2 separate regions of the Homo sapiens genome follow, and region 2 is linked to region 1. The links are chromatin loops, found by intact Hi-C in ENCODE. Cell type or tissue: B cell. All regions are shown on one strand. Each heading gives the region's core, and the rest is flanking DNA. Links, peaks and the distances in the headings are about the cores only. Region 1 holds the start of SYVN1 (synoviolin 1). Region 2 holds the start of MAP4K2 (mitogen-activated protein kinase kinase kinase kinase 2).

Region 1 (12,003 bases), core at 4,004-12,003:
ACGAATGTTCTTGTACAAGTGTTTGTATGACCAGATGCTTTCAGTTCTCTTGAACATATACCTAGAAGTAGAATTTCTGGGTCATATGGTAATTTTATGTTTAATTTACTGAAGAACTGCCAAACTGTTTTCCAAAGCATTTACACTATTTTACATTCCCACCAGAAACACATAAGGGTGCCAATTTCTCCACATCTTGCCAACACTTGTTATTGTTGGTCTTTTTTTTATCACAATGATTTTAGTGGGTATGAAATCATCTCTCTATGGTTTTGATTTACATCTCCATAATGACCAGTGATGTTTAACATATTTTTTTGTGCTTATTAACCATTTTCTTTTCTTTTTCTTTCTTTTAGAGATAGGGTCTCTCTCTGTCACTCTGGCTGGAGTGCAGTGGCATGATCTTAGGATCATAGCTCACTGCAGCCTTGAACTCCTGGGCTTGAGCAATCCTCCCACCACAGCCTCTTGAGTAGCTGAGACTACAGCCACCACACCTGGATAATTTATTTTTTGTAGGAGGGGGGTCTCACTATGTTGCCAAGGCTGAGAGGATTGCTTGAGCTCAGGAGTTGGAGACCAGCCTGCGCAACATGGCAAGACTCTGACTCTACAAAAAATACAGTAAACAAACGAACAAATAAAAATTTAAAAGACAGACCTAACCATTCTCTCCCTAATGGATATGTGGTTCTATTGTCTTGTTTCACTATTTCAAACAATGCTGTGGCAATCATCCTTGGACTTAAAATCTTTGGGGTCATGTACAAGCTCTTCAACAAGATAGATTCCTGAAAGGGGAAAATCCAGGTCAAAATGTAAGTTTGCTTTCAACAACTTTTATGTCAACTTAACTGAGATATAATTGTATGTTAATACAATAAGATTTGCCAGTTTTAACATACAATAAGATTAGTCACTTACACAATTTGGTGTGCTTTAACAAACATGTATAAGTCAGGTAATTACCACCACTACCATGATATAGAGAATGTTTCCACTATCCAAAAAGTTTGCTTGTGCCATAGAGCAATCTGTCCTCTCCCCTAGCCTCTGTCCCTGGCAACTACTTGAGATGCTCTCTGTCACTAGTTCTATGAACATATATTTGCATTTATCTTGGGTAACTTAAGAACGGAATTGCTGGGTCATATGGTAAATGTATACTTAACTTTATAAGAAATTACCGAACCTTTTTTCAATATGGCTATACCGTTTTGTATTCCCACCTGCAATCTAAGATAATTCTAGGTGTTCCACATCATTACCACCACTTTGTATGACATCTTTTTAATTTAACTATTCTAGTACTAATAGTATGGCATTGCTTTCAATGAATTTATCTAATAATGATGGTGTTGAGCACATTTTATGGGATTATTCTCATCTGAATACCTTTGATTAAATGTCTGCTCAAAATGTTGGCCCATTTTGTATTAGCTTTTCATTTTTTTATTAGTAAGTTATAATATGTATTCTCAATATGAGTCCTTTGTCAGATATACGCTTGGCAAATATTTTCTCCCAATTTTTCTCCCTTTAACTGTCATTTGAACAGATAAAGTGTTTAGTTAGGATTAAATCCAATTTATCAATTTGTTTCTTTGATAGTTTATGCTATTTGTATCCTATTTAAGACATTTTTGCCTAACCCAACATTACTAAGATTTTTTTGTTTTCTTCTAGAGATATTACAGTTTTATGTTTTACATTTAGACCTACGGTTCATTTCAAGTTAAGTGTTGTATACGATGCAAGGTAGGGAATGAGGTTTTTTGTTTTCATATGGATATCCAATTATTTCAGCACTTTTGTTGAAAAATCATCTTTCGGCCGGGCATGGTGGCTCATGCCTGTAATCCCAGCAATTTGGGAGACTGAGGCAGGCGAATCACCTGAGGTCAGGAGTTCGAGATCAGCCTGACAAACATGGTGAAACCCCGTTTCTACTAAAAATACAAAAATTAGCCGGGTGTGGTGACACGCGCCTGTAATCCCAGCTACTTGGGAGGCTGAGGCAGGAGAAATGCTTGAACCCCAGGAGGTGGAGGTTTCAGTGAGCCAAAATCACACCACTGCACTCCAGCCTGGGTGACAGAGCAAGACTCTGTCTCAAAAAAAAAAAAAAAAAGAAAGAAAAATCATCTTTCACCATTGAATTGCCTTGTTACCTATATTGAAAATCAATATATTGCGGGGCGCGGTAGCTCACGCCTGTAATTCCAGCACTTTGGGAGGCCGAGGCAGGCAGATCATGAGGTCAGGAGATTGAGACCATCCTGGCTAATACGGTGAAACCCCGTCTCTACTAAAAATACAAAAAATTTGCCAGGCGTGGTGGTGGGCGCCTGTAGTCCCAGCTACTCGGGAGGCTGAGGCAGGAGAATGGCGAGAACTCGGGAGGCGGAGCTTGCAGTGAGCGGAGATGGTTCCACTGCACTCCAGCCTAGGCGACAGAGCGAGATTCCGTCTCAAAAAAAAAAAAGAAAATGAATATAAATGTTATTCTATTTCCGGACTGCATTCTGTTTCACTAACCTACATGTGTATCTTTACACCAAAAACCACACTGTCTTAATCACTGTAGCTTTATAGTAGTCTTTTTTATTTTTTTTTTTTGAGACAGAGTCTCATTTTATCACCCAGGCTAGAGTGCAATGGTGGGATCTTGGCTCACTGCAACCTCTGCCCCCAGGGTTCAAGTGATTCTTCTGCCTCACCCTCCCGCGTAGCTAGGATTAGAGGTGCGTAGCTGGCATTACAGGCGCGCACCAACACGCCCAGCGAATTTTTGTATTTTTAGTAGAGACAGGGTTTTACCATGTTGGCCAGGCTGGTCTCAAACTCTTGACCTCAGGTGATCCGCCCACATCAGCCTCCCAAAATGCTGGGATTATAGGCATGAGCCACTACGCCCAGCCTATAATAAGTCTTAAAATCAGGTAGTATAAGTTCTCCAACTTTGTTTATACTTTGCAAGGTTGTCTTGGATATTATAGGTCTTTTGAATTTTCACATATTTTAGAATCAGCATCAATTTTTTAAAAATGCCTACTGAGATTTTGATTGGAATGGCATTAACCCTATAAATCAATTTGGGGGAAATTGACATCATAGGAGTATGGAGTGCTCTGATCCATGGATATAGTATATCTCTCCATTTATTGGATCTTTACTTTCAGCAATGTTTTATACTTTTCAGTGTACAGGTCTTGCACATCTTTGATTATATTTTATTATTAAACATTTGCTTTTTTTTTTGAGATGGAGTTTCATTCTTTCACCCAGGCTGGAGTGCAGTGGCGCAATCTCAGCTCGCTGCAACCTCTGTCTTCTGGTTTCAAGTGATTCTCCTGCCTCAGCCTCCTGAGTAGCTGGGATTACAGGCGCATGCCACCACGCCCGGCTAGTTTTGTGTTTTGTTTTGTTTTGTTTTGTTTTGTTTTGTTTTTTGAGATGGAGTCTTGCTCTGTCACTGAGGCTGGAGTATAGTGGTGCGGTCTCGGCTCACTGCCAGCTCTGCCTCCTGGATTCACGCCATTCTCCTGCCTCAGCCTCCCAAGTAGCTGGGACTACAGGCGCCTGCCACCATGCCCGGCTAATTTTTTTGGTATTTTTAGTAGAGACGGGGTTTCACCGTGTTAGCAAGGATGGTCTCGATCTCTTGACCTCATGATCCGCCCGCCTCAGCCTCCCAAAGTGCTGGGATTATAGGCATGAGCCACCACGCCCGGCCACGCCTGGCTAGTTTTGTATTTTTAGTAGAGAAGGGGTTTCACCGTGTTGGCCAGGCTGGTCTCAAACTCCTGACCTCAAGTGATCTGCCCGCCTCAGCCTCCCAAAGTGCTGGGATTACAGGCGTGAGCCACCGTGACTGGCCAAACATTTGATTTTTTGAAGCTATGTAAATAGTATTTTGAAATTTTCAATTTCTGATTGCTTATTGTTAGTACTTAGAAGTACAACTGCTTTTTGTCGAGGCATGGTGGCTCATGCCTGTAATCCCAATACTTTGGGAGGCCAAGTCAGGAGGATCGCTTGAGCCCAGGAGTTCAAAAGCAGCCTGGGCCTGATAGCAAGACCTTGTAGCTACAAAAAAAATTCTTTTTAATTAGCCTGCCATGATGGCATGCACTCCACCCCAGCCTGAGGAAGTAGGCAATGCTTTTTGTGATATTTGAGGAGAAAGACGTTCCTGGGAGAAGGAAAGACATATGCAAAAGGTGATGGGCCTGCCTGGGGCATGGTAGGGATGGTACACCTGAGACCCCACAACTGGGCATTATGCCTGAAGGGCAGAGTGTGGGAGGGAAGGCAAGACGTGAGCTCAGGTGTCAGGAGATCTCTCTGGCCGTTCTATGGAAAACGGATGAGGAGGAAAGCACAGGAAAGGGGACTGTTGCATTTTCCCAGGCATGAGATGATGATGGTCTGGACTAGGACACTGGCAGTGAAAATGGCAAGGAAAGAATGAATTCTAGAGACACTCAGGAGGTAGAACCCACAGGATGTCCTCTCTTGCCTATTGCACCGCAAGAGCCTCCTAACTGGTTTCCCTGCTCCCACACTTGCCTTCCTCCCCACTACAGATTATTCCAACACAGGAGCTGGAGTGACTTTTTTTTTTTTTTTTTTAGTTTTTTTTGAGACTGAGTCTCGCTCTGTTGCCCAGGCTGGAGTGCAGTGGCACGATCTCAGCTCACTGCAAGCTCCGCCTCCCAGGTTCACGCCATTCTCCTGCATCAGCCTCCGGAGTAGCTGGGACTACAGACGCCCGCCACCAAGCTCGGCCAATTTTTGTGTTTTTTTATCAGAGACGGGGTTTCACCGTGTTAGCCACGATGGTCTCGATCTCCTCACCTCGTGATCCAACCGCCTTGGCATCCCAAAGTGCTGGGATTACAGGGTCAGCCACCACACCCAGCCTGGAGTGACTTTATTACACCTAAGTCAGAGCATGTCACACCTCTGCTCAGCACCCTCCAATGACTTCTCACGTCACTCAGAGGAAAAGCCAAGGTCCCTGTGATGGCCAATGCGATCTTGCCCTGGCCTCTTTCCTACGCACCCTTCACTAGTTCCACTATAGCCACACTCATCTCCTTCAACAAAGCAGCACTGCTCCACCTTTATTGAGCTGTAACTCTTTACCCAGACATCCACTTGGCTCATAACCTCACTTCCTTTAAGTCTTTGCTCAAATGTCACCTTCTCAAGGAAGCTTACCCGATTATCCTCGCTGATACTGCAACCAGCTTCAAGTACCCCACCACATCCTGATCCCCTTTATTCTGTTCTACTTTTTTCCTATAGCACTGATCATCTTCCAGCGTATTAGATTTTTCACTTATGTCTGTGGTTTGCTGTCACATCTACTAGGATAAGCTCCACAAAGGTAGAGATCTTTATTTTGTTCACTGACATCCTAAGTCCCTAGAACAGGAGACACTTGATCCATATTTGTAGACTAACTGAATAAATGACTTAATTACCAGTTTGGATGTGGGGGCAGATAGTGAGCATGATGCCCGTTTCCGGAGCTGGGGTGCAGACAGTGTCTAGGGACACTGAACTGTTTTAAAAGCAGGATAGATCCCGGCTGGAGACCACACAAGGAAATCATCAGCACCTGGGTCAGGGGCTGGACTGGAGCAGAGGAAATCATGCAGGAAAAGTAAAGAGAAGGACATCAGGTAAAGAGAAGAGGACACATGCATAGCCAGAGAGAAAAGAGGAGCAGAGGCATGTGGATCACAGAAGCTTAGGGAGGAGACTTTCAAGAAGGGGAGAGAGGTTGAGTCAAGCAAGGGCTGAAAGCCAACCATTGGATGCAGTCACTAGAAAGTTACAGATAGGCAAGGTGTTGTGGCTCACGCCTGTAATCCCAACACCTTGTGGGGCTGAGGTGGGAGGATCGCTTGAGCCCGGGAGGTCGAGGCTGCAATGAGCCCTGATGGCGCCAATGCACTCCAGCCTGGGCGACAGAGCAAGACCCTGTCGCAAAAATTAATAAATAAATAAATAAAAAGAAAAGGGGGAAAAAAAGTTATACGTGGCCTTACGGGGAAGCCAACTCTGACTGGTTATAAGCTGAAACTGTCAAGTCAACAGGTGGCAGGGAAGATGGCTGAGACCAACAGCACAGAGATTTAGAGGCAGACAGACCTGGCGCCAATCCTAGGACAGGTTTTGGTAAGCCTTTGAATTTCAATTGCCCCACGTTTCGGGGGAGGGGGTAGCACCCCCTAGCTCATAAACCTTAGTGATTGATGATTAAATGAGATGACGGAGGAAAACGCAAGGCACAAAGTGGATGCATTAGCTCCATTTTGTTAATCAGCAGGCTTAGTTGGCTGCGACCCAGACACGAACTAAAATACAGTGCAGCCCAGGACCAGTGGGGGTCTTGCTTATGGCTCAGAGCTGAACAACACATGGGCAGCAAAATCAGACACTGAGATGCGGGCAGGCCTGCGACGCTGAAGTCAATTCCTTTGAACAAACAGAACACTTCCGTCCCAAGATTAGCAGGAATTAATCTCCCAGTCTCGGGTACACCTGGTTGTCCCTCCCTGTCCTGGCGCGGCAAACGTTCCCGGAGGCCAGCCAGGGATCACTCGCCCAAGGACTGAGCTTTCCCTACTCTCAGCCAACTGGAGCGGGACCAGGGCCTAGGCAACGCAGCTGTCCGCCCCTAACAACCACTCACCTGCTTTCCCCTTTCTATAGGCCAGCAAAGGTACATTCTTTTTCTTATTGGGCCGCGTAACTTATCGCAACCAATCAGTGGCAGCCACGGGACCCAACTCACTCCCACACAACTTGTGGGGGTGATCATGGAGAAGACAAATTTTTGTTTTCCGCATCCAGTTCTCTCAGAGAGCACCGTATTTGTCAAACTGTTGTGACTCTCCCTAAATGTTTAAGAAAACATTTCATTCCCCTCAGGCTTGTATAGTCTGTCCCTGGCCTACTCCCCGCTCCAGGTGGTACAGCCCGCAAGCGGCTCCCCTTCCCAGCTGCTCGCGGGGCCGAGTCCCCCAGTCCGAGGAGGCCACTCAGCGCAGGAGCCATACCATCTGTGACTAATAAATAATAGGGGGACCTCCGACTCCCCCCTGTTGCCTTATTACCTTCCGACCACCTCTCGGACCTCTTGCCCAGCCCTTCCCCGTAGACATCACCCCAGATACGGTGGTGACACCATTGCTATGGGCCCACGTAGGGCGCAGTGCGAGCCAGGGCAGGACGCACTTGGTACGACCCACGCCGCGCCCCGCGCCGCCGGAAGTGAGGTGTCTGACCCCCGAAGTTCCGGTTCGCAGGGGGTGGGGAGTGTTGTTAACCGGAGGGGCAGCCGCAGTCGCGCGGATTGAGCGGGCTCGCGGCGCTGGGTTCCTGGTGAGTGGGGCGAAGTCTGGCCCGAGTTGTGGTTGGGGTCGGGACCCGAACCTTCCCCTTGAGGTCTCCGGAGTCGGCACGCCCCTCAGCCCCGCCGCACGCTTTCGGCCTGTCAGCTGGCCGGAGACCTCAGACGCCGGTGCGGCCGCTTTGCTCAAGCCTGGGCCCTGCCTGCGACGCCCGCAACTCCTGGTGCTCACAGGTGCGCGGCCGCGAGGGCGACCCGGCTCCTCCCGTCCCGCTGCTGCTCTCTCCCGTCCCGCTGTTTTTGTGGTGCTCTGAGTTGACACTACTCCGGGGGTCGGGGGACCCCAGGATTCCAGGCTGACGTTCCCCGCCCGCTCCCGCAGGGCGGGCGTCCGAACTGCCCACCCTAACACAGCTGTCACCGGCGCTGTCGCCTGCCCAGCCTGCTATCCTCTGTGCCTTGGCTGCTCTCAGCCCTGGCTGCGCATTCCCGCCCCTGGAGCAGATTTCTGCTGTTGCCTCCCACCCCATCTTCTCCACCGGAGGGTCAGCGGTGCAGCTCCCCCTCCTCCAACATTGCAGCTTTTCCTCATCACCTCCCTAGAGGAGGCGGCTTGGCAGGCAGCGTGGAAAGAGCCCTAGATTTGAAGCAAGACTGACCCAGGTTCCAGGCCTTGCGTCAGTGTGATCACTTAACCCCTTCGAGTCTAATTTGTAAAATGGGGTAGCGTAAGCTATTCTTTGTCTGATGATTTCGAGGGCGAAATGTGATTTCCCCCCCACTTTCTCCTATGAATTGAGGCTGTGCCAGGCACCGGGCTATTTTGCACAGCACGAGCATCACATAAGTTATTTTCTTGCCCCATGCAGGTCTCCGGGCCAGGGCAATGTTCCGCACGGCAGTGATGATGGCGGCCAGCCTGGCGCTGACCGGGGCTGTGGTGGCTCACGCCTACTACCTCAAACACCAGTTCTACCCCACTGTGGTGTACCTGACCAAGTCCAGCCCCAGCATGGCAGTGAGTTCAGGGCTCAGGGAGGGAGGAACTCCCTGGGAGGGAAGGAGGAGTCTGCCTGGGCAAGGGGCGGGGCTAGAGGTCAGGTAAGTAGGGAAGTAGCCGCCAGCTGCCTAACTTTGAATAAACTGTGATGAGGATGTGGAGGATCCTGCATGATGAGTCCCAAGGAGAGGAAAGCAGAAAGTGACCTCAAACCACAGCCTCTCCCCACTCCTAGGTCCTGTACATCCAGGCCTTTGTCCTTGTCTTCCTTCTGGGCAAGGTGATGGGCAAGGTGTTCTTTGGGCAACTGAGGGCAGCAGAGATGGAGGTAAGATGTCGGCTGCCCCAAAGGTGAGGGCAGGGTGCTGGGAAAGAATGTTTGGTATCCACATTATTCCCTGCCTGGCCCCCAGCACCTTCTGGAACGTTCCTGGTACGCCGTCACAGAGACTTGTCTGGCCTTCACCGTTTTTCGGGATGACTTCAGCCCCCGCTTTGTTGCACTCTTCACTCTTCTTCTCTTCCTCAAATGTTTCCACTGGCTGGCTGAGGACCGTGTGGACTTTGTGAGTCAAGGCAGGGAGTTCTGGAGCAGGTGGAAGCCAGGGAGTAGCCAGCGGGCAGGCTTAAGGAGCAGGGAGGGCTAGGTTGAGGGTGTGGGGTGAGCCCCAGGCCTCCTGACAGGCCTCTTCTGTGCTCTGCCTCAGATGGAACGCAGCCCCAACATCTCCTGGCTCTTTCACTGCCGCATTGTCTGTGAGTGAGATTCAGGGGAGGGGAAGGGAGGACTGGAACGTGAACCGTGGACCTGTACTCCAGAGCACAGGCTACCCCCCACAGCTGTACAGGAAAGATAATTTAGGAAGTTAATTTGCATAGTCTCTGTGCTGTTCCACTCTAGGGCTTCTCAACTGCCTGGGCCCTCAGCCCTTTGCCTTCTCACCTGCAGCCTGGGCAGCCCCAACAACTCCCCCTCCCCCAGGAAGTTCCCAGAGGGCCAGGTTCAGTGGAGTGTGCCCACCTGACTAGATCGCTGGGGCCATGGTGGGCTTGAGGGTGGGGCTGTCCTAGAGCATTAAACAGCTGTTGGGCCCTGGGCTGACCCCCCCACCCTGCATGTGTGGGGGTCCCCACAGCTCTTATGTTCCTCCTGGGCATCCTGGACTTCCTCTTCGTCAGCCACGCCTATCACAGCATCCTGACCCGTGGGGCCTCTGTGCAGCTGGTGTTTGGCTTTGAGGTAAAACTGGCTTGGGAGGTTGAGAGGACAAGCCCGAGGTGACCCCACATGTGCCTTGAATAACCCAACAGACCCTTCCTCAGCACCTGCTATGTGGCCAACCTGTGCTGGCCACCAAGGGGCAGTGATCAGATATGGCTCCTGCCCTCCACACGCTCACTCCTAGGTGACTGGGGAGACGCACAAAGAGGCTAGGACAGAGGAGGAGCCCCAACCTGGGGCTCAGGAGAGGGTTCCTGGAGGCTCGTGCCGGAGCTAGCTGGTAATGGACAGGAGAGGATTAGTTCCATGGACAACTGGAGGCGTGTCCCTGGCAGAGAGAGAATGTGTTCAGTGACAACAGCTCATATTTGTTGAGTGCGAATTTCACACCAGGCCCTATGCTGAGCTCCTGACCTGCATCTCTTATTCAGCAAGACAATACTGTTATAAAGGAACAGTTAATTATGTCATTTTATAGATAAGTAAACTGAGGTTCACTGAGTTGCCAAAAGTCACAGCTAGTAAGTGGAGGGGCTAGGAGGACCCTGGGTGTGTCTAGAGCCTGTGATTGTACCACTGCACCTGCTGTGCAGAGGCCTTGGGGAGCAATGTGGGTGCAGCAAGGGGGAGCTATGTGTTTACATCCCCCTCGTCCCCCTCTCCCTTCAGTATGCCATCCTGATGACGATGGTGCTCACCATCTTCATCAAGTATGTGCTGCACTCCGTGGACCTCCAGAGTGAGAACCCCTGGGACAACAAGGCTGTGTACATGCTCTACACAGAGCTGTTTACAGGTGAGAGGGGCCTGGGCCTCTCCTGATCTGGACCAGCATCCTCCACTCTGCCTCCTGGCCCTGTGACCTGCTGCTTTCTGCATCCCCTCCCCTCAGGCTTCATCAAGGTTCTGCTGTACATGGCCTTCATGACCATCATGATCAAGGTGCACACCTTCCCACTCTTTGCCATCCGGCCCATGTACCTGGCCATGAGGTGAGCCCGGCCCTGTCCCCCGATCCTCCTGACCTGATCCCGTCCCTTCTCCTGCTTTCACTGACTGTCCTTTCAGACAGTTCAAGAAAGCTGTGACAGATGCCATCATGTCTCGCCGAGCCATCCGCAACATGAACACCCTGTAAGTAGGCTTGTCATGGCTGCTGTCCCAAGCTCGGTCCTGGGTCCCTCTGCTTCCAGCTCTGGACCTGATACAGCCCCTGTCATCCTAACCAGGTATCCAGATGCCACCCCAGAGGAGCTCCAGGCAATGGACAATGTCTGCATCATCTGCCGAGAAGAGATGGTGACTGGTGCCAAGAGACTGCCCTGCAACCACATTTTCCATACCAGGTGGGAGGGGCCCTGGGGAGCCTGCACAGCAGGGCACAGGCCCCAGAAGGCAGGCCCCTAGGGACCTGCTGACCTCTGCCTGGCCTTGACCCGCAGCTGCCTGCGCTCCTGGTTCCAGCGGCAGCAGACCTGCCCCACCTGCCGTATGGATGTCCTTCGTGCATCGCTGCCAGCGCAGTCACCACCACCCCCGGAGCCTGCGGATCAGGGGCCACCCCCTGCCCCCCACCCCCCACCACTCTTGCCTCAGCCCCCCAACTGTGAGTATCCCCTTGTCTGGCCACCCGGCATACCACTGGATACTTGCCCTGGGCTGGATGTGGAAGATGCTGGGAAATTGGAGAGTCCCTGCCCTCCAGAATCTCAGTCTGGGCCAGGGAGGGATTAAAAGATGAGAAATAGATGCTTGCAGTCAGTGTGACCAGTGCTGGGCTGAGGGCCTGTGGGAATAGGACAGAGCTCTCAATAGCCAGGCCCCCTGCCTGGGAGTTGGGTCTGTGTCCATTTGGCCCTTTCCTTACCTCCGTCTTCTCTCTGCAGTCCCCCAGGGCCTCCTGCCTCCTTTTCCTCCAGGCATGTTCCCACTGTGGCCCCCCATGGGCCCCTTTCCACCTGTCCCGCCTCCCCCCAGCTCAGGAGAGGCTGTGGCTCCTCCATCCACCAGTGCAGGTGAGCCTTTGGGTACTGTGACAGCCAGGGGGCGGCAGGGATGGAACACTCACTGACTTCGTTCCTGCTCTTCAGCAGCCCTTTCTCGGCCCAGTGGAGCAGCTACAACCACAGCTGCTGGCACCAGTGCTACTGCTGCTTCTGCCACAGCATCTGGCCCAGGCTCTGGCTCTGCCCCAGAGGCTGGCCCTGCCCCTGGTTTCCCCTTCCCTCCTCCCTGGATGGGTATGCCCCTGCCTCCACCCTTTGGTAAGCTGGGCCACTCTCTGGGTTCTTCTTGGGGGTGAGGTTGGTGTCTGGCCCCAGCAGCCCAGACTGAGCCTCTCTCTCTCCAGCCTTCCCCCCAATGCCTGTGCCCCCTGCGGGCTTTGCTGGGCTGACCCCAGAGGAGCTA
Region 2 (10,925 bases), core at 1-8,000, 330 kb after region 1:
GTTAAAGCACAGAGGACCCTCTTTCATTACCTCCCCCTTCCACAGGCACCAAATTGGACAGCTCCGGTGTGGCCTTTGCTGTGGTTGGGGCCTGCCAGGCCCTGGGTCTCCGGGATGTCCACCTCGCCCTGTCTGAGGATCATGCCTGGGTAGTGTTTGGGCCCAATGGGGAGCAGACAGCTGAGGTCACCTGGCACGGCAAGGGCAACGAGGACCGCAGGGGCCAGACAGTCAATGCCGGTGTGGCTGAGCGGGTATTGTTCCCTCCCCCCAGCCTTGTCCCCTTCATACTGTAGTAGCCCAAGCCACCCAAGGGACTCCATTTTCTTGGGCCACACCCCTTTCTTCCCATCACCACCCACATAGGAAGGGAAGACAGAAGAGCCCCTTTTCCTGGCTGTCATTCCCTGAAGCAGGCACAGGGTGGGCCATCATGAGACATAATGATCTCATCCCCCCCTAAGAGCTGGCTGTACCTGAAAGGATCATACATGCGCTGTGACCGCAAGATGGAGGTGGCGTTCATGGTGTGTGCCATCAACCCTTCCATTGACCTGCACACCGACTCGCTGGAGCTTCTGCAGCTGCAGCAGGTGAGGGCTGAGCCAATGGGGCAGGACTGGGCTAGGCCAGACTTGACTTGCTGTGGGACCCTGGGCAGGGGCACTTTCCCTTCCTGAGCTTCAGCTTCCCCTCCTGGAAAAATGGGTTAGTAATTCCTGGCCTGGCCTTTCCCAGGGCTCTTGGGAGAGTAGAATTGAGATGTGAAATTGCTTTGACTCCATTAAAGGGCTGGTCCCAGAATTTTGGCCCTTCCACATGGTGGGTGGTCCCTGTTGGTTCTGACCCCCACCTCTGCCCGATAGGCTAAGGACCCGTTCTCCTCCCTGTTCCGTGGCTCATAACTCTCTCCTTCGGCTCCTAGAAGCTGCTCTGGCTGCTCTATGACCTGGGACATCTGGAAAGGTCAGTAGAGGGAAGTGGCCAGGCTGCGCCTGGTGAGGCCGGGGGGCTGGGTGGCAGCCTGAATTATGATCCTTTCCTAGGTACCCCATGGCCTTAGGGAACCTGGCAGATCTAGAGGAGCTGGAGCCCACCCCTGGCCGGCCAGACCCACTCACCCTCTACCACAAGGTGGGGGCATCTAAGGAGGGTGCAGAAGGGAGACCCTAACAGTGGCTGAGGCAGGGGCCCTCATCTGGGCAGATGAGAAGAGAACTTTGTGTGTTGGGGGGTATCGCCCATCCAGTCTCACTTTGTGTCAACTGTGTGCAGAATCAGTTCAGTCAGGGCTGTCTGAGGGGTGTCCAGGGTTCCCCAGCCTGGGAGTGGCAGGGGCTGCATTTGTCCCCTCAGCCCTGCCTTTTCTGCCACTGCTTACTGTCCTTCCTGGAGTATAACAGAGGTCAAATGTGGCAGGAGCACTGATGAAGAGGGGGTGTTCACTTGGTGGGTGTAGGTGGGGAGGAGGGCCATTGGGCTGGGCTTGAAAGTCTTTGGTGATGTGTAGAAGAGTGTCTGAGAAAGAGAAGGGCCCTGAGCTCGGAGGGCAGGCCCCACCCCTGCAGTCTGCCCCAGGCCTCAGCCAGCAGTCCTGTAGACCCAGGGAGGAGACCAGGTAGAAGGGCTGGCAGCGAGTGGAGGTGGGAGTGGAGATGGAGAGGACTCCCTGGGATCTTCCTGTGGCCCCTTCTGGGTGTGCCCTGGTGGGGCATTTGTGCCAGCAGGGCAGCTGGGGCTGCCTCCCTGAGGATCCTCTGCCTCACCTCCATCCAGGGCATTGCCTCAGCCAAGACCTACTATCGGGATGAACACATCTACCCCTACATGTACCTGGCTGGCTACCACTGTCGCAACCGCAATGTGCGGGAAGCCCTGCAGGCCTGGGCGGACACGGCCACTGTCATCCAGGAGTGAGGATCCCCCTACTAGGGCCTGCAGCCTGTCCTTTCTTCCCCTCCATCAGTTTCCAACCACCCTCGTCCAGGACTGAGGCCTGGCTCCCACGCCCCATCCCCTTTCCATCCAGTCCCTAGGCAGCAAGGCCACCATTACCCAGGAGGTAGGGACCCTGATTAAGGTGTCACATCTTTCCCTCCCTCCCCTCTCCTCCTAATTTTTTTTTTCTCAGAACAGTCTCAAATCTCCAATGTTTAACCACCATCATCCAGCAGTGGGACTTCCACCCTCGGCCCCATGCCCCCCTCCTCATTCTTGCTTTCTTCCTCTGGGCTGACCCAGACAGCATCATTTTGCAGTGAGGACCCCACCTACTCCCCCAGCCCCTGGGGGCTCCATCCCCCGCCAGGTCCCTGGGGCTACCCCCGATGGTGAGACCCCTTCAGACCCTACAGAGACCCCACTGCTCTCACAGCTACAACTACTGCCGGGAAGACGAGGAGATCTACAAGGAGTTCTTTGAAGTAGCCAATGATGTCATCCCCAACCTGCTGAAGGAGGCAGCCAGCTTGCTGGAGGCGGGCGAGGAGCGGCCGGGGGAGCAAAGCCAGGTGAAAGGCTGGAGCTCCAGCCTGTGTCCAGCCTCCCACCTGGACAGGGCTCCCTTCCACAGGCCATGGGGGCTGCATGTACGGGATTAGGGATGGCAGGAGGAAGGTGGCCCTGAGCAGACAGCTATGTTCCCTTTTGCTATAACTGAGGTCCTGGGCCCACGTTGGACGGGACTGAAGGTATTTTAGAGGTTTCTACCCTGTGCCTTCAGTTTCATGGCCAGACTCCCTCCCTCAGCTGAGGGGTGGAGGTAGGGATGGTACGTCCTGGCTATGGATTGGCTTTATAAAAGGAAAGAGGTTCTAAGAATGTTCCCAACCTATGCTTACCTTTTCTGGAGCCAGGGGTCTTTGCCTAGGTGGGGGGCCTGGCCTGTGCCCTCTGCTAAGGGGTGAGTAAGAGACTGATCTGTGCCCTCCCTTCCCCCTCGTCCAGGGCACCCAGAGCCAAGGTTCCGCCCTCCAGGACCCTGAGTGCTTCGCCCACCTGCTGCGATTCTACGACGGCATCTGCAAATGGGAGGAGGGCAGTCCCACGCCTGTGCTGCATGTGGGCTGGGCCACCTTTCTTGTGCAGTCCCTAGGCCGTTTTGAGGGACAGGTGAGGGACAGCTGCACAGAGGTCTGGGCACTACAGGTGGTGACAGCAGCCACGGGCTTGTCAGACTTTTCTGGCCCAGGGGCAGCATCTGCCCATCCCCTTGGGTGCCGATGGGACTGAGACCCCCTGGGTGGGATGGGATGGCCAGAGCAGGGTCCTGGAGTTCCAGCCACTGGCCGGCAACCTTGCTCTCACCTTGCTCTCCCCACTGGCCCAGGTGCGGCAGAAGGTGCGCATAGTGAGCCGAGAGGCCGAGGCGGCCGAGGCCGAGGAGCCGTGGGGCGAGGAAGCCCGGGAAGGCCGGCGGCGGGGCCCACGGCGGGAGTCCAAGCCAGAGGAGCCCCCGCCGCCCAAGAAGCCAGCACTGGACAAGGGCCTGGGCACCGGCCAGGGTGCAGTGTCAGGACCCCCCCGGAAGCCTCCTGGGACTGTCGCTGGCACAGCCCGAGGCCCTGAAGGTGGCAGCACGGCTCAGGTGCCAGCACCCACAGCATCACCACCGCCGGAGGGTCCAGTGCTCACTTTCCAGAGTGAGAAGATGAAGGGCATGAAGGAGCTGCTGGTGGCCACCAAGATCAACTCGAGCGCCATCAAGCTGCAACTCACGGCACAGTCGCAAGTGCAGATGAAGAAGCAGAAAGTGTCCACCCCTAGTGACTACACTCTGTCTTTCCTCAAGCGGCAGCGCAAAGGCCTCTGAACTACTGGGGACTTCGGACCGCTTGTGGGGACCCAGGCTCCGCCCTTAGTCCCCCAACTCTGAGCCCATGTTCTGCCCCCAGCCCAAAGGGGACAGGCCTCACCTCTACCCAAACCCTAGGTTCCCGGTCCCGAGTACAGTCTGTATCAAACCCACGATTTTCTCCAGCTCAGAACCCAGGGCTCTGCCCCAGTCGTTAGAATATAGGTCTCTTCTCCCAGAATCCCAGCCGGCCAATGGAAACCTCACGCTGGGTCCTAATTACCAGTCTTTAAAGGCCCAGCCCCTAGAAACCCAAGCTCCTCCTCGGAACCGCTCACCTAGAGCCAGACCAACGTTACTCAGGGCTCCTCCCAGCTTGTAGGAGCTGAGGTTTCACCCTTAACCCAAGGAGCACAGGTCCCACCTCCAGCCCGGGAGCCTAGGACCACTCAGCCCCTAGGAGTATATTTCCGCACTTCAGAATTCCATATCTTGCGAATCCAAGCTCCCTGCCCCAAATAACTTCAGTCCTGCTCCAGAATTTGGAAATCCTAGTTTCCTCTCCTTCGTATCCCGAGTCTGGGACACAAAACTCCGCCCCCAGCCTATGAGCATCCTGAGCCCCGCCCTCTTCCTGACGAAACTGGCCCCGGATCAGAGCAGGACCTCCCTTCCGACCCTCTGGGAACCTCCCAGAGGTCCAGCCCATCTCGGAGCATCCCGGAGGAAATCTGCAGAGGGTTAGGAGTGGGTGACAAGAGCCTGATCTCTTCCTGTTTTGTACATAGATTTATTTTTCAGTTCCAAGAAAGATGAATACATTTTGTTAAAAAAAATATAAAGCGCAAGTCCATGTTTATCTGGGAAATTGGGGATGGGGCGGGGAGTGGAGCGCCCCCTCTTCCCTCTGTCTTCTGGCTCCCGGGACTTTGCGCTCCCTACCTGTGGAGCGCGAGCGACAGTGGCGGCGGAAGGACGTAGGCTCCGCCCCGGCCTTGGGGCTTCCCCGCGCCGCCGAGGGCCCGTCCCGCGGGCGCCTCCTCCCGGACTGGCGGTGGGGCATCCCCGGCGCGGCCCCGCCCCCGGGCCTCAGCCCCGCCCCCGCGGCCTCAGAGCCACGGGCGCCCGCCCCGCCCCGCGCCGCCCCGCGCCGGCTCCGCAGCTCGCGCCCGCCCGCCTGCCGGCCCGCCCGGCGCCGGGCCATGGCGCTGCTGCGGGATGTGTCGCTGCAGGACCCGCGGGACCGCTTCGAGCTGCTGCAGCGCGTGGGGGCCGGGACCTATGGCGACGTCTACAAGGTGCGACGGGACGGGCGGGAGAGCCGGGAGGAGGGTGCCAGCCCCGCACCCCGCGGCAGGATCTAGCCCCCGGCCCCGCCCCCCATCCCGCTTCACCCTCCGCCCCTGCAGGCCCGCGACACGGTCACGTCCGAACTGGCCGCCGTGAAGATAGTCAAGCTAGACCCAGGTGAGGGCCCGGGTCGGGCCTCTGCGCCAGAGGAAGGGCAGAGCGCCCGCGGGCGCGGGGTGCGGGCGGAGGGTTGACGTTTCCGAGACCCCTGAGAGGCGTGCCCCGGGAGGTGCTGTCACCTGCACCTGCCTGGCCCGGAGGGAGGCACTCTGTGCCCATTTTGCAGATGGGGGCACTGAGTCAGGGCAACCCCAGCGCGCCTTCCCCATGATGCTTTGTGCTTCCCAGGGGACGACATCAGCTCCCTCCAGCAGGAAATCACCATCCTGCGTGAGTGCCGCCACCCCAATGTGGTGGCCTACATTGGCAGCTACCTCAGGTGAGGCTGCCTTATCCTCCTGGCCCCAGGCAGCCCCCATGTGACCTGCTTTGTGCCCACCCCAGCTCTTTGTCCCTAGGAATGACCGCTTGTGGATCTGCATGGAGTTCTGCGGAGGGGGCTCCCTGCAGGAGATTTACCATGGTGAGGCCAGGGCTCCAGGCCCCAGCAGGCCCCAGCCTTCCCCCACCCCTACCCCACTGGGGTACCAGAGGGGACTCTGGGCCCTGGACTTGGGCTCCTCTCCACTCCTGCCTGGCTGTGTGACCTTGAGAGAAATACTGTCCATCTCTGGGTTCAGTATCCTAGACTAAACTGGGAGGGGACGTGGCCAACACCGCTTTCATTTAACAGTGCCTGCTGCTTTTCCCACACACGGTAGCCTGGGAGGGTGGGCATGACCCCCGGGCCCCCAAGCCAGCCTCTCCCTTTTCCTTTCAGCCACTGGGCCCCTGGAGGAGCGGCAGATTGCCTACGTCTGCCGAGAGGCACTGAAGGTAGCTGGGCCTGTGAGGTGCCCACACCTCTGGTCTCCAGAAGCTGTGGGCCAGGAGCCCAGATGACCAGCAGGGAGGCGGGTGGAGTGCCTCGGGTGGGGCTGGCCCGAGGGGCTGTAGGTCCTGGGGAAAAGGGGCCCCAGCCCTGTTGCCGGAAGCAGTCCATTTCCCTCTTGGCTCAGTCACTTCCTGTTTGGGGAGAGGGGAGGAAGAAGCAGCCTGAGTGGGGGGCCCCAGTCCTGAGAGGGGGTTTGGGGAGGTGGGACAGTGCTGGGTGGCTGCTCTCAGGGACTCCTCTTTGTCGCCAGGGGCTCCACCACCTGCATTCTCAGGGGAAGATCCACAGAGACATCAAGGTAGGCACCTAGCTGGGGGCACTCCTGGGGAGGGAGGAGGAGGCCCTCGGGGGCACCAGATGGGATTGTCTCTCCTCCATTCCCACAGGGAGCCAACCTTCTCCTCACTCTCCAGGGAGATGTCAAACTGGGTCAGTACCCTGGGGACACCATCAGGGTGAGGGCTCTGTGGACCCTCCCCGGCTACCCTGGACTCAAGGGTTGGGTGTCACTGGGCAAGTCACTTTGCCACTTGAGTCTCAGTTTCCCTGCTTAGAAGATGGAACGGTACTCCCTCCCTGCTGGAAAATAGAGGAGGTTGGGTCTGCACGGAGTTGACATGGGACCAGGCACTCCGTCAGGGATAGAGGGTGGTTGACCCCTCTCAGGAGAGGGACCTGGCCTTGCCTAGGGCCTGCGGCAGCTGTGACCAAGCGGGGCCACCTGCCCGTCTGAGCCCTGCCAGGTGCAGCCGAGCCAGAGCCCTGGGCGTGGGAGGGTGAGTGGCAGCCAGAGGGCTGGTGAGAGTGGCTGTTTCTCCCCACAGCTGACTTTGGGGTGTCAGGCGAGCTGACAGCGTCTGTGGCCAAGAGGAGGTCTTTCATTGGGACTCCCTACTGGTGAGGCTGCGCCTGGGGCGGAGGGGTAGGGGCCACAGAGCAGGGCACCCGGCCATCCCATCTGTGACCCCACCTCTAGGATGGCTCCCGAGGTGGCTGCTGTGGAGCGCAAAGGTGGCTACAATGAGCTATGTGACGTCTGGGCCCTGGGCATCACTGCCATTGAGCTGGGCGAGCTGCAGCCCCCTCTGTTCCACCTGCACCCCATGAGGTCAGCCCAACACTTGCCCCTCACCTGACCCTTGATCTGCGGCCTGTGGCCCCTGACCTCGCGCCCTCCACAGGGCCCTGATGCTCATGTCGAAGAGCAGCTTCCAGCCGCCCAAACTGAGAGATAAGACTCGCTGGTAAGGGCCACACCCTGCTGCCGGGACCCCCTTTTCTGTCAGCCCCATAGTGGACAAACAGCCTCTGCCAACTCCCGGGGGGCAACCCCAAGAGCCCTGTCCTTTCTGGGCTACTACAGACCATCTGAGTCAGGGGCCTGGTCCTTCTGTGGGTTGAAGACCCAGCGTGGTCAGGAAAGAAGGGCAGAGGGTTGGTGGAGGAGCCGCTGTGTCGCAAGGCAGCGTTGCTCGGCCAGTGGCCCTTGGCCTCGGCTGGCTCCTTCCTGGGTGGGCCCAGCAGACGCCTCTGGAGGGGTGGTAGGGCAGCTGGCAGGACACCCTGCACGAGGGCTAACCTGGATCTGGCGCTGGGGGGCTCTTGTGCCTTCTAGGACCCAGAATTTCCACCACTTTCTCAAACTGGCCCTGACCAAGAATCCTAAGAAGAGGCCGACAGCAGAGAAGCTCCTGCAGGTGGGAGGCAGGGGGCCGGGAGAGAGGCCCAGTACTCAAAAGCAGGGCCCTGGATCAGGGGCCAACCTGATCACCCCCCTCCCCCACTTTCCAGCACCCGTTCACGACTCAGCAGCTCCCTCGGGCCCTCCTCACACAGCTGCTGGACAAAGCCAGTGACCCTCATCTGGGGACCCCCTCCCCTGAGGACTGTGAGCTGGAGGTAGGTGAGGGGGGCTGGAAAGTGAGTCTTGGGCTGGTCTGCTTAGAAAGAGCCCGAGGGTGATGTTGGTGGAGGTCCTTTAACTGGCACCATTCCAGCTCAGGGAGCTGGCCTCAGCTGAGCCCTCCCATTAGGAGTCTCTGTCATGCTGACTTTTGTTTCCTGTACCACCCCCTTGATAGGTCCCTGCCCTTGAGTCCAAGCTGACCATGACCACGACTGTGCCATTTTCTTGCTTTCTGTGTGATCTTTGGCACTGCTCTGTGTGGGTTCTCTCATCTGTGAAGTGGGGTTCCATTTTATTTTACAGTAGTCCCAGAGGGCTGTCATGAAAGCAAAACGCACTGGTGCGTGTGAAGCTCCTAGAGCAGCCCCGGCATGAGGCGCGTGCCAGGTGTGTCCACACTGTTTCTGTTTTTCCTTAGACCTATGACATGTTTCCAGACACCATTCACTCCCGGGGGCAGCACGGCCCAGCCGAGAGGACCCCCTCGGAGATCCAGTGTGAGTCTGCAGCAGGGGCTGTGTGTGTGCAGATTTTGGGGGGCCTGTGTGCACATGGATTTGGTGTGAGTAGAGGTCCATCCTGAGACTCCAGCTCCTTCACTCTTGTACTCTGGGCCCCCCAGTTCACCAGGTGAAATTTGGCGCCCCACGCAGGAAGGAAACTGACCCACTGAATGAGCCGGTGAGTGGGCAGGCCTTGAGGGGAAGGTGGTGCCCAGAGGTGGGGCAGGGAGGTCGGATGGAGGCCGAGCAGCTCAAATCAAGGGAGATTTGAAGCTGGGTGGCCTCGGGCCTTGGGCCTTAGACTGTCCAAGCAAGCCTGTCCTACCCAGGGACCTGGAGGGTTAGGGGCTCCTTCCTGGGCCAAGTTCTTTTAGGTGGGTGTCTGGAAGGTAGCACAGAGACCATGCCTTTCCCAAAAGGAGGCCGTCATGTGCCTGAGCCCTCACCCTACCCTGCTCAGCCTCGTTTTCCCACCTGTGTGTCCCCAGTGGTCTGACTTTCTGTCTCTGCCCTCATCGGCTCTGTCACTGGTCTCTCCTCACCCCCCAGCCTGTCTCTTCCTCCCTCGCTGTCTGTTGCCCTTTCTTTCACAGTCTTCAGCTCTGCCTCCCACTGTCTGTCTCTCTCATCTTCTGTGTGTTTCCATCTCACCTTTCCCGTCTGTCTGTCTGTCTGTCTTTCCTTTCCTGAATCTCTTGAGCGCCCTCTCACGTTGCATCTGTCTCTGCTTCTTCCCCGGTCTCTACCTTGGTTTCCCCCAGTGGGAGGAAGAGTGGACACTACTGGGAAAGGAAGAGTTGAGTGGGTAAGTGAGGTATGGGGAAGCTGCAGGGGGTGGCAGGGGCGGCAGAAAGGCTGACCTCTGACCGGGCGTGGTGGCTCATGCCTGTAATCCCAGCACTTTAGGAGGCTGAGGTGGGTGGATCACCTGAGGTCAGGAGTTCAAGACCAGCTTTGCCAACATGGTGAAACTCCACCTCTACTTAAAATACAAAAATTAGGCTGGGCGGGTGGCTCATGCCTGTAATCCCAGCACTTTGGGAGGCTAAGGTGGGTGGATCACCTGAGGTCAGGAGTTCGAAACCAGCTTTGCCAACATGGTGAAACCCCATCTCTACTTAAAATACAAAAATTAGGCTGGCTGTGGTGGCTTACGCCTGTAATCCCAGCACTTTGGGAGGCCGAGGTGGGCGGATCCCAAGGTCAGGAGTTTGAGACCAGCCTGGCCAACATGGTGAAAGCCCGTCTCTAGTAAAAATAGAAAAAATTAGCCGGTGTGGTGGCAGGCGCCTGTAATCCCAGCTACTCAGGAGGCTAAGACAGGAGAATCGCTTGAACCCGGGAGGCGGAGGTTGCGGTGAGCTGAGACTGCACCACTGCACTCCAGCCTGGGCAACAGAGCGAGACTCCATCTCAGATAAATAAATAAACAAACAAAAGTTAGCTGGGCATGGTGGCCCACGCCTGTAATCCCAGCTACTAGGGTGGCTGAGGTAGGAGAATCTGGGAGGCAGAGGTTGCAGTGAGCCGATATCTTGCCATTGCACGCCAGCCTGGGTGACAAGAATGAAACTCTGTCTTAAAAAAAAAAAAAAAAGCCCGGGTGTGGCTCATGCCTGTAATCTGAGCACTTTGGGAGGCCGAGGTGGGCGGATCACAAGGGCAGGAGATCGAAACCATCCTGGCTAACACGGTGAAACCCCCTCTGTACTAAAAATACAAAAAATTAGCCGGGTGCGGTGGCGGGCGCCTGTAGTCCCAGCTACTTGGGAGGCTGAGGCAGGAGAATGGCGTGAACTTGGGGGGCGGAGCTTGCAGTGAGCCGCGATTGCGCCACTGCACTCCGGCCTGGGTGACAGAGCGAGACTCCGTCTCAAAAAAAAAAAAAAAAAAAAGGAAAGGTTGACCTCTGACCCCTTTTCCCCACTGCCCAGGAGCCTGCTGCAGTCGGTCCAGGAGGCCCTGGAGGAAAGGTGAGGGATGTGGGCCTGGGGGAGGGGCAAGGGGCAGGTGGCCTTGGTGCCAGTCACACCTCATGCCTCACGCCTCATCTCCCTCCCACAGGAGTCTGACTATTCGGTCAGCCTCAGAATTCCAGGTGCCACACAGAGGGAGGCTGGAGCTGGGATCCAGGCCACTGCAGAGGGTACGATTGGAGTGGGATGTGGTTACAGGGCAACCTGGTAACGGCCGGGCTGGGCCCTGCCCCTCCTACCAGGAGCTGGACTCCCCAGACGATACCATGGGAACCATCAAGCGGGCCCCGTTCCTAGGGCCACTCCCCACTGACCCTCCAGCAGAGGAGCCTCTGTCCAGTCCCCCAGGTGAGTCTCAGGCTTGGGAGGCCAGGAGGCAGCCCCAGGGTGGGGGCTACAGCAG

The links. Hi-C counts contacts between places; a loop is a spot of excess contacts. Peaks named below come from ENCODE experiments on the same cell type or tissue, not always from the same donor. Only the 100,000 strongest peaks of a DNase experiment are listed, where the experiment ranks them.
Region 2: a loop joins it to region 1, with 5 times the contacts of the local background. A loop is called at or near these places in 4 of 110 quality-filtered maps.

Annotation. Positions count from the first base shown.
Region 1 is chr11:65,129,857-65,141,859 of GRCh38, reverse strand. SYVN1 (synoviolin 1) reads left to right here and starts at 7,341. Exons shown (of 16, transcript NM_172230.3): 1 at 7,341-7,404; 2 at 8,242-8,390; 3 at 8,608-8,700; 4 at 8,786-8,938; 5 at 9,080-9,128; 6 at 9,509-9,612; 7 at 10,264-10,390; 8 at 10,487-10,586; 9 at 10,663-10,728; 10 at 10,824-10,940; 11 at 11,037-11,200; 12 at 11,481-11,609; 13 at 11,685-11,858; 14 at 11,945-12,003. The coding sequence starts at 8,259. MIR6751 (microRNA 6751) reads left to right here and starts at 11,882; the gene lies at 11,882-11,944. RefSeq lists silencers at 6,662-6,845, 8,562-8,738 and enhancers at 6,831-7,340, 6,699-7,602, 7,891-7,960, 9,461-9,510. In B cell, for the core only: no CTCF peak of the experiment used is centred there; DNase peaks (open chromatin) are centred at 6,799, 7,179, 8,459, 9,279 and 4 weaker places; H3K4me3 peaks cover 4,469 bases; H3K27ac peaks cover 7,067 bases.
Region 2 is chr11:64,797,220-64,808,144 of GRCh38, reverse strand. It overlaps MAP4K2 (mitogen-activated protein kinase kinase kinase kinase 2), which reads left to right and starts at 4,931. Exons shown (of 32, transcript NM_004579.5): 1 at 4,931-5,091; 2 at 5,203-5,260; 3 at 5,492-5,582; 4 at 5,662-5,726; 5 at 6,024-6,079; 6 at 6,388-6,435; 7 at 6,524-6,566; 8 at 6,962-7,034; 9 at 7,114-7,245; 10 at 7,319-7,381; 11 at 7,753-7,834; 12 at 7,929-8,036; 13 at 8,462-8,540; 14 at 8,666-8,724; 4 more. The coding sequence starts at 4,996. MEN1 (menin 1) reads left to right here. Exons shown (of 10, transcript NM_001370259.2): 3 at 46-254; 4 at 465-593; 5 at 926-966; 6 at 1,047-1,134; 7 at 1,777-1,913; 8 at 2,375-2,510; 9 at 2,947-3,111; 10 at 3,329-4,629. The coding sequence ends at 3,811. RefSeq lists silencers at 4,792-4,971, 5,122-5,301, 8,074-8,368, 10,021-10,221 and enhancers at 6,812-6,861, 6,952-7,001. In B cell, for the core only: no CTCF peak of the experiment used is centred there; DNase peaks (open chromatin) are centred at 4,884, 5,434, 6,344, 6,534 and 4 weaker places; H3K4me3 peaks cover 3,111 bases; H3K27ac peaks cover 3,835 bases.